Regions from separate parts of the Homo sapiens genome. Here region 1 is linked to region 2. A link is a loop called in an ENCODE intact Hi-C map of the cell type or tissue named here. Cell type or tissue: Panc1. All regions are shown on one strand. Each heading gives the region's core, and the rest is flanking DNA. Links, peaks and the distances in the headings are about the cores only.

Region 1 (5,379 bases), core at 278-5,277, 180 kb before region 2:
CCAGAAATGAAAGGGTCCTGTGTGTCTGATGATGAAGCCCGTCCCTTCTCCTCCTTGTGTCCAGTCAGCTCAGGTTTTCGGGTCTCTCCTTTTCTGGGATCCTTTCCTGGGGAAATAAAGGGACATATTCCAACCAGGAAGGTAGGGAGTTCCCGGTGATACCCAAGTTGCATGGAGAACTCCCTGGTACACCCAAGGAATCCTGCCAGGCAGTTAACAGGGGATCACAGTGACTTATCCCTTTGTTCAAAAGGAAAATCATCGGTTTGGGCTGGGCAGTGCCTCTCCCTGTGCCAAGTAATCAGATGTTTCCTGAAGAATCCAAATTAGAACGCTGAGCTCACCAGGTCTCGTTCGAGATGTCTCTCATCACTCTCCCACCAAGAACACCAGCCCTTGGCTCAGAGCTGTCTCTGACCACTGCAGACTCGACAGAGAAGAACTCGCAGGCTGGTCTGTTAGACCGCAGAGAGCCAGATCATGATCCTCACTTTATGGATAAGGACTCGGAGGGGTTGTGATGACCATGGCTCTCTGCCACGTCTGTCTCTGCCTCTCCACGCATCTCTTCTACTTTGTTCTGGTTTGTGCATCTCTCTGTTACTCTCCTTTGCACTGTCCTTCAGCTCTTGGTAAATGTTTGGGTCTCACAATAAACATTTCTTAAACATCTACTGTAGGCTGGAGGTAGTGTTGGATTCCAGGGAATATAAATCTGAAACAACAACATCTCCATCTTTGTGGAATCCACCCTCCACTGTGGAAAAATTGATTTAAGATACAGCTTGCAGATATTATAGGGAGAGGATGTTTTGAGAATTCCCCAGAGAGGGACATGCTTCTGTCTGCCTTGGATAATCAGGGAACCATGAATAGACACAGATGTGATAGGTGGATTCTGAAGTAGGAGTTTTCAGGTTGCCTTTGAGATGCATTTCCACCAGATTTTTCCTTTCTCATTTTTCACTAGGACCCCGAAAAGAAAGTGCAACCTTATGGTTTGAAGTGCAAACTCAGGGACAGACTTCCTCGTTAATTCCTGGCTCCCCTACTAGCTAAGTAGCCTTCTGGAAGATGACCTTGAGAAATAACTTCTTCCCAGCCTCAGTTTATTCATCTACACAATGAGGATAATAGTAATACCCATCTTATAAGATTGGTGTGTGATCTTATAAGTCACACACCAGTCAGGGCAGCTCAATTGCTATACCAAATGACCTCCAAATCTAGGGTGATTAGATTTAGGTTTGCCTAAGACTGAGGGGTTCCCCAGGAAGCAGGACTTTCAGTGCTAAAACCAGGACAATTACAGGCAAACTGGAACTGACAGTTACGCTGCTAAGTCTCCATGGCTAACATAATAGAAGTTGTTTTCCAGCTCACATGGTTGTTGAGCAGCTGCCTTCCATGCAGTGACTCAGGGATCCAGGCTCCGATCTTCTTTTGGCTCCACCACCTTCTCCACTGGCATCTGTAATTCTGGCTGGCAGGTGGAACAAGAGGATGTTGATTTGGAGGTTCTTTGGGCCAGACCTATAAGAAGCTTGCATTACATCCAGCCACATATGCTTGGTTGAATTTAAGTCACATGGCAGGACCTAAATGCAAAGGAGGCTGGGAAATGTGGTCGTTTTCTTTGACCAGGAGGGAGAGGAAGCTGCTTTAATAAGGACATATTGGTGTCTGCTACAACAGTAAACGAGCTGAGGACAGCGACCAGCATGTTTTGATGTTATGCATTCTTATGATGAGGCTTTCCCTGACCACCCAAGGAAAAGCAGCCCCTCCACTCCTGGCACACTCTCTACTTAATGCCCTTGTTTAATCATCTTGACAACACTCAATCATAATATGGATTTCTTGTTTACCATTGTTTTCTTGCTTACTATCCATCACCCCTCCCCAGCTAGAGCATCAGCCCCAGTAGAGCAGGGGCCTTGGGAATCTTGTATGCCCAGGCCTGGGCACTGTGCCTGGTATACAGTAGGTTCTCAGTACATATCTATTGAAGACATGTGAAGAGTGGGGCTGGGCCTTTCACACCAAAGTCTCTCCTTCTCTGCCTGGCTCATTCTGTTTTGTGTTTTTCAGTCTGCAGTCTCCTCTGATCCCCTTGATCCCAGCTCCTCCCTCCCTCTCTGGAGCTCCTATCCAATCTCCATTTCCAGGGATCCCTGGGAGTCCTGGCAGGTTCACTCATTCCAGACTGCAGCTTCACTCATTCCACACCCGTGGTGTGGCCAGCCTCTGCTGCAGTCTCCCAGGAAGCTGCCTCCCAGCCCTTAGCTCCCACCCCCACCTGACACCTTCTTTTTGGAGAGGTGTTGGGTACAAAGGGAATTAGCACACATTCAGCAGACACCGAAGTCAGACATTGCACCAAGCTCCTCGCTGTTAGATTCTGCAGATGGCTTCTGGGCACAAAATATTGATGAATCACATTTCAGCATCACGTGGTCCGAGAAGCAAAAGTCACACGGATGGAGCATGTGTCTCTCAGCATGTATCCCTCTCTGCTGTCTCTGGGGTGGTCAGTGCCTGCTCCCCACTCCCTGTCCAGAGGATCTGCAGGGTTTGGAATGGGGCCTTTGGGTGGCCCTCCCCAGAGACCTGGCCACAGGGTTCTGTTGGAACTCAGGGCTAGCACAAGAGAGAAGATTCTGGGCAGCAGGAGGTAGAGGGAGAAGGAGAGGAGAATGGGATGGGTGTGGGGGTCAGGACTGGGCAGGGGTGGGGTAGGAGGTGGGGGGAATGAATCAGAGGGCATCCTGCAATTCTCAGACTCTGAAAAGTGGAGGAGCCAGCTCCACTTCAGCCTTGCACAGATGAAGAAACAGCTGGTGGCTGGATGGTTCAAGGCTATGCATTTGTTGAGCCGCAGTTAGGACTGGGACCAGCAGGGGGGCTTTGGGGCCCACTCTGCGGACTTATACAACAGGCAAGGTTAACCTCCAAGACCCCATCTGCCTGTGCCCAGCAAAACTGAAGACACAAAGAAAGAACGATGTACAGAGAAAAAGGAAATCATAACTGAAAATGTGAATGCCGGCTCTGCTGGCACCCAGACACGGACCAAACCTTCTTCTGGATCTCTGAGGGCGCAAAGAGGATTATGTTCTAAAGGTGGTGCACGAAAGTAAACAGGGTGCCTGCTTAAGATTACCCTTGACAACCTGTCATTGCCTATAAAGAACAGTCAGGGCTGGCACAGAATCAGAAGGCATTTCATACCGTGCCGTCACTGTCTTGAAATTCTTAAGTTTTATCTTTGAGCTTGTGATGTGTTGGTGAACTCCGGTGAGACACTGGCACATGCTTGGTCCTGCCCTTCCCCCCCACCAGATGAGTCCTCCAGGGCCCCCGGCCCCATGCGACCTCCCTCTCCCTGACCCCAGTCACTGCCATCAGATGGCAACTTGGCGGCAAATGCAGGGGCAGTTGCAGTGGGGCACATGCACTCACTTCATGCATCTCAGAGATGGGAGTGGTGGTGGCTGTCTCCACCCCAGGCTGGCAGCTAGACATTCCCTGTATCTTTTCAGTGACCGAGCCATCAATTCTTTATGTCTTTTTCCCTTAAGCCATTTCGAACTGGGCTTCTACAGTTTCAAACTAAAAGACTCCTATGGACTCTTTAGGCAGCACCCTACCCCCGCCACATCAAAATCAGATTTTAGGAAATGATACTGTAAGCTTCTTCCAGCCAGGTGGCAACAGCTGATAAGCTTTCCTGTGTTACCCCTCAGCACAGCATTGCCAGGAAGGCAGAAAGTCCAAGAGAGGGAGCTTAGAGATGTTTCCGGGGATCCACAGCCTTCTTCTCTATCAGCAAATTGATACTCAGAGAGGGTAAGGGGTTGGCCTGGAGTCACACAGCAAGTGAGGGCAAGAAGCCTGGTGCTCTGACCCAGGTTCCCATTTGGATACTGTGGTACCCCAGACATGCTCTTGACCCTACCAATTCCAGTGTCAGGATTCCCTGGGTTCTCTCTCTCTCTCTGCCTATCTCTGTCTCTCTGCCTCTGACTCTTTCTGTCTCCGTCTCTTTTTGCTTCTCTCTCTCCTTCAAATACATCATCACATAATGAATAGATGAACAAAATGTGGAATACCTGTACAATGCAATAGTATTTGGACATAAAAATGAATGAAATATTGATACATGCCACAGCATGGAAAAATCTTAAAAATACGCAATTCAAAAAAGCCAGGCAGGGCACAGTAGCTCGCACCTGTAATCTCACCGCTTTGGGAGGCCAAGGTGGGAGGATTGCTTGACCCCAGGAGTTTGAGACCTGCCTGGCCGACATAGTAAGAATCTGTCTCTACAACGTTTTTTAAAATTAGCCAGATGTAGTGGTGCACACCTGTAGTCTTAGCTACTGGGGAGGCTGAGGCAGGAGGATGCCTTGAGCCCAGGAGTTCGAAGTTGCAGTGAACTATGATTGTGCCACTGTACTCCAGCCTGAACAACAGAACAAGACCCATTTCTGAAAAACAAACAAACAAACAAACAAAAAAACAGGCCACATTTTGTATGTTTGTGTGATTCCATTTATATGAAATGTCCAGGATAAGCACATCCCTAGAGACAGGAGTAGATTAGTGATGGTGAAGAGTGAAGAGCCCTGACAGCTAGCAGGTGTGAGGCTTATTTGGGGAATGATGAAAACGCTCTGGAATTAGATCGTGGCGATGGTTTCATAACTTTGTGCTTCTACTAAAACCTCTAAAGCCCGTGCACAAGGCGTGCATCCTGAGGCAGAAGAGGGAATTGTTTCCAAAAGGATGGATTTTTATGGTGTGTGGGTTATATGGCAATAAAGATGTTATTAAGAAGCACCGTCATGTGACTTGGCACGTACACTCTGTTAGACGCTGAGCACTCCTGCGTCTGCGGTGCGGATGCACATGCAACGGATGCACAGGGTAAATCCACAGAGTCATGGGCACTGTCCTACAGGATATTTACAGGGTTTTCAAGGCCGATTTTGACTCTGTAAGATTTCACCTTTAGAGTAGCTGCAGAGGCTCGTGCCCCAGGTAGGATACTCGGCCACCAGCTCACCAGTGCTGGCCAGAAGAAAGAGCCAAGAATCCTAAACGTAAAAAACAAACACGATGTGTACATTCTGGGAAGATACAGAGCCCTGGAGGCTGTCTGTGGGGCTGGATTTCCTTTTTTTCAAAAGAGAGATTTTTGGCTCAGCACGGTGGCTCACACCTGTAATCCCAGCATTTTGGGAGGCTGAGGCCGGCAGATCACTTGAGGTCAGGAGTTCAAGACCAGCCTGGCCAACATGGTGAAACCCTATCTCTACTAAAAATACAAAAATTAGCCAGGCAGGGTGGCAGATGCCTGTAATCCAAGCTACTCGG
Region 2 (5,379 bases), core at 298-5,297:
CTTCAGATCTCCAAATGTTTTCATGATGAAATATTTCACCTTTCTTAGTCAGTCTGGATGGTCTAGACTTGAAAAAGTAATTGACTCGTCTTCCAGCTCTCTTCCCATACACCTGAGTTAAACCAGACACTGTTAACTCCTAAGGATGGGGGCTGCAGGACTCACAGAGAAAATGGATGCAGAGAGCTGGCCTCCAGGGCCATCATGCTAACAGAAGAGGCAAAACACACGTGCTCACACAAGCACACTGTTCCACAGCAGCCAGGCCTATGCAAGCCTACCCTCAAAATTCCGAGGAAGCTGAAAGGATGAACAGAGAGGCTGACAAATCCAGTTTCTTAGGAAGAAACATGTAATAGGGATGTGCAAACAAAAGCCATGTCTGTCTCCTGGTTGGAGGTGAGACAAGGTGATGCATCCCCACACCATTACTCCCCAGACCCACAGGGAAGGGGTGATTCAGAAGGGATGTGTAGAACTATTGAAGTAAGATAACATCAAGGTTGTTTGAACTAAGGGCAGGATTTACAGTAAGTACCTGCTCTTACACAAGGAACAATAGATAAACTGAAAATCTTAGAAGTCTTCCTGAAACTGGGAGTAATCAGAAGCCAACATGGTGGATTCACTTCCGAAATGGAACTTCTCTGGCCTCCACATATGTACACATGTGCACGCACACACACACACACACACACCCTGCACACGTGCTCACAGGCACACACCCCAGTGCACATAGACATATGCACACACATACACCATGCACTTCTCTGGAAGAGAGGGGTCTAGGGAATAATCCACTTCCTGGAGACCCCCATGGCTCCACCATCACAATGTGGGTTGACAGTTTGAGGTATGTATTAGTCCACTTCTAAAAAATAAAGTTTTTTTTTTTCTTAATGGAGCTTCTAAACTGTTGCACAAAAAAAGGAGGCTAAGATGACGTCCAGCAAGAAAGTCATCTGTATAAAAAGATCTCTGTCATGAGTGGGGCCCAGAAGTCAGGGTAATGCCCAGGAAGGACCCCAGACAGACCAGAGGAGTCAAGTCCTGACGCCGAGTGCAGGGGCTCAGAAGTCAGGGTAATGCCCAGGAAGGACTCCAGACAGACCAGAGGAGTTGAGTCCTGATGCCGAGTGCAGGGGCTCATAGCCCAGCCTCCCTGCAGGACCTCACTCACTGAGGTACCCACCCCAACAACAGGGCAACTCCAAGGGCCCCTTGCACCTCAATATTCCATGAGGATCTCCAATGTTGAGTTTCCAAGGGCAATTAGTGAGAAAAGAGAAAACAAGAAACCAGTCAGGCAGGCAGTTAGGGTGGGTCCTCAGTTGAATTCTTTCAAACAAAGGAACAGCCTGATAACTCGAGCTACAGGCACAGATAAGGGAACTTGCACAGGGGAGCTTGCCTGAGACATGCTTACGTCTGCACAGGTAATAAAGGCTACACAGGTGACTTGCCCGGACATGCCCATAATGGAAAATTCCATCCGCTAACACATAAACAGTAAGAAGAACAAACAATATGAAGTAACTCAAGCTAAGGGGCCACAGGTGCATTAGGAGGATGGGGTGGAGCTACCAGAAATTCGAGCCTTACACAAATGAGATGCCCAGCCCTCATCAGTTTCTTATAAAAGCCTTTGCATTCAACTGTAAAAACGGCAACCCTCTTTCAGGCTCCGTCTCTGTGGCAGAGAGCTTTCTTCTTTTACTTATTAAACTTTCACTCCAACCTCACCCTTTGTGTCCATGCTCCTTAATTCTCTTGGTCCTGAGACAAAGAACTCTGGATGAGATCAATTGGAAAGATAGTAACATTTGGAAATGACATGCTACCTAGGGAGGTCTTTACTCTCCAAGCCTAAAGAAAATATTGTGCTTACTTCTCCAACCTCCGCTGCCACAGTTTTTGGCCAGGGATGGAGTGAGGTGGAGGGTTGTGCTTTGGGTGAATAGAGGCACAGAATGAAAAATAAACTACTTTTTGAAGCTTTGCATCTGTTTGTACCTACAGTCACTTTGTTTCTAAACTCAAAAATCCCTTTTACAAAGAAAAACACTAAGCCTTGTAATTAGGGCTTTTCAAACCAACTCAGCTCCCCATTACAGGGCCAACTGCACACGAACTTGAGAATGGTTGTAGAGTGTAGCAGATACCTGGTGCCAAATGTGATGGTAACAAGAGTCCAAGTTGACTGATCTCTCTGGCGAAGAGATGAGTCTGCTGAAAATGGCATTTATCAGTGATGTGGGCGTGTCATTCAGTCCCATTTTCAAGGGTTTATTTTTGTGGTTTTGCTGCCTGCTTAAAGTGATTTGCTGGTGCCGTCTTTTAGTCCTCTCCCTCCCTGCCTGGAAGGTGATGTAGATGTATTTGCACTCCCAGCAGGAGACACAACCCTTGGCAAAAGAAACTCCCAGCATAGGATAAGCAGTTCCAAGCTCTGGCTCTGAAAGTCATGCAGGCTGTAGCATGAATCCCATGGCAGAGCACCAGAGAAGAATGTGCCTGCAGCTTTTGCAGCCCTGAGGCTTCCTCCTCCTCCAGAGAGGGGGATAGTTCCCGCACTCCCACTCTCCCATCTTATAAGTCGCAGAGTCAGAGGCTGGTCCTAACTCTGGCGGTGGACTGGGGGTGAGTCTGCATGGAGTCTTCTGCCATTTGTAGGGGGGCGGTGAGAGAGCACACTTCCATGTAGACTCTTCACCCTCGACTTCACCTGGGAGTCTCACATTCTGGCCACTTACACTGCACTCGCATATTTCAGAATGCTTCCTCTAAATTCTTCTGATTATTGTCTTAATACTGCCCATGTCAACATATTATTGAAACAGATTATTGCAAAGATATCACTTCAGGAGAATGTGCTTAGGGGTAACAGCTACATCCCAGCTTTTCTTCCCCTGCCCCCAGCTCTATTTCCCATCACTACCATGTTATAGCCCTCAGGGGGACTTGGTTAAATATCCAAGGATCTCACCGCTGATAAATCCTAAAACATTGCTTAGAGACATATTATATAGAAGCCAAGAGGACAACTGTCTTATTCTCCGAGAGCTGCAGGCAATCTTCTCCTTGTCCCATAACAGATTTCTAGTTAATAGATAACATTGCCAATTGTCAGAAAATAGGTGGCCCCTCTGGGACAGGTCCACAGCCCTTTCCTGGCTTGGCTGCATTCATCAAGCTGAGTTTTGTCTCTCAGCGGTGTCACATCCAAGTTAGTGTCTCTGCTTGCTGCTTCCTCAGTTATCTCCTTGAAACAAATTTCTTTAAATTGACTCTGCAGAATACCATTCCAGAACTTGCCATCATGTCTAATGAATATAAATTTCTGTAACAATTTTCAAAATTGGCCACCAGCATCATGGGTTCTCAGCATCCACATTATAAATTTCAGAGGCTTCCAGACCTGCATATCTCGTCACTGAATAGATCCGAGCTTAAAATCAGAAGAACTGAATCATCATGCACTCTGAGGCTTCAAGAAACATTTAATCCGGGTAACCAACACACAGTAATAAAAACACTTTTATCATCACTTTATGATATTAACTTGTAAGGATGCTCAATTAAAAACCTATTGATTGATCAAACATTTAGCCCTTTGAAAAGTATTTTTTAACAATTGCTTTGTGCAAAACACTGTTAGGTGTGATGAAGTGTCCACAGAACCATAATACAATTCAATTAAATGAGGCAAATAATGATGAGTTCCTGCCATGCATGAAGAATTCTGCTAGATTGCGTGATCCAGAAGTGAGCAAAATGCAGATCTTATCGCTGTCAAGATGACAGAGTAAAGTGATGTATCCACTAAATCAGTAACTCTAATGTAATAACTTTGTGCTAAATAGGAGATGAGTTCACACTGGACACAGGCAAAGGCTGGCAAACGCCTTCATTTCCTACAAGTTACATGCTGCATGGGGCACATGGGTGCTCAAGGAGACAGTGGGCCTGGGTAGCCTACGAGAATCGTGGCTATGAGCACTGACCCTAGACTCAGACCCTGCAGGTGGAAGCCAGCTCTGCTCCTACTCACCATGAATGTGCTTAGGACATTAGAATGCTCTGGCCTCAGTTTCCGAATCTCTAAAAACCAGACACTGATACCTAATTCATTATGGATGAGACAGTGCCCGTAGAGAGCTCCTGTGAGGCGTGCCTGGGCCCAGAGGTTGAGCGGATGGCTGTTACTATTGGAGGGTTACAGCAGGCTTTGGTTCCCACTGGATCCACCGAGAGCTCTGTCCTTCACCGCAGCCAGCAAGACTGTCTTCGGTACACAAGCACCATCCTGCCTCAGGAACATGACGTTGCATCCAGACATGGTACCAAACTGTGTGCCTCCCAGTCTAGCAGAGGCTTCAAAGCCATCAAGCCCAAACCCCACCATGCTCCCTGTGCACTGAGCCATCCCTACACGGTGTGGGAGACAACTTAGTGTGGGGCCACCGTATGGGTTAACCTGGCTGTTCTCTGGCTGGCTGCAGTCTGCCAAAGTAATAAGCAGCAGTGAGAAGTTAAGTAAACATCACAATGTAATTAAGTTGCTATGGCAGTAAATCTTAGTGACTCAGGTTCAGAAAAGGAGTGGCTCTCAACCAGGGGCAGTTGTCCCCTCCGGGGAACACTTGCTAATGTCTGGACACAGTTTTGGTTGTCACGACTAGGTAAAGGTGTAACTGGCATTTACTGGGTAGAGGCCAGAGATGCTGTAAGCATCCTGTACAATGTGCAGGACAGTCCCACAACAGAGACTGCCCAGCCCAAAATGTCAATAATGCTGAGGTTCAGAAACCTCGACACAGCAGCAGCAATGGCTGGTGCTTGTTGGAGGAGGAGGGTGGCTTAACTAGAGTCTTGAAGGATCATGAAAGTTAGAAGAGCAGGCAGGAGAGGGGAGCCTTCCAGGAGGGGTCCCAGCACAAGCAAGGATGGGAGGGAAGACTGTCTGAGGGGTAGTGAGCAGGCTGGCTCAGCTGGAGGGGCGTCTGTGCAGGTGATGTGTGGAGGGCGTGTGGGGTTTGCTCTCCAGGCCTAAGCAAATCCTTGGGCTTCCGCTGAGAAACTCCCCATCCCTGTCCTTGTGGTGAGGAGGGACTTTCAGTCAAATGACAACACTGTCCCTGAGTCCAGGGGGTAACATGTGGCCAAGACAGGACCATCCTGTCCTCCTGTGGGGACCTGAATGGTGAACAGTGACACATGAGTGGATTCACCATGATGGCCACACAGAGGACCCAGGAGCTGCCCTGATGTCCCCAAGCCCCGTGAATCTGGCTCTTCATATTTAATTTTCCTACAGACTTAACCCATTTCTTCCTATAAATGTCTTCAAAAAATTAAATCAAGGAATCCAGAGTCGGT

The links. A loop is a pair of places that touch in the nucleus more often than their neighbours do. Peaks named below come from ENCODE experiments on the same cell type or tissue, not always from the same donor. Only the 100,000 strongest peaks of a DNase experiment are listed, where the experiment ranks them.
Region 1: it touches region 2 in a loop (5-fold over the local background); 3 of 110 quality-filtered maps call a loop at or near these places.

The regions. Positions count from the first base shown.
Region 1 is chr20:48,169,333-48,174,711 of GRCh38, reverse strand. No RefSeq gene overlaps it. Among named protein-coding and RNA genes, the nearest start is that of LINC01522, 180 kb to the right of the region's middle. In Panc1, for the core only: no CTCF peak of the experiment used is centred there; no DNase peak of the experiment used is centred there; H3K27me3 peaks cover 1,233 bases.
Region 2 is chr20:47,989,318-47,994,696 of GRCh38, reverse strand. LINC01522 (long intergenic non-protein coding RNA 1522) reads left to right here and starts at 4,580. Exons shown (of 3, transcript NR_110027.1): 1 at 4,580-4,682. All of the region lies in intron 1 of LOC107985436 (a long non-coding RNA gene), which reads right to left. RefSeq lists an enhancer at 1,125-1,625. In Panc1, for the core only: no CTCF peak of the experiment used is centred there; no DNase peak of the experiment used is centred there.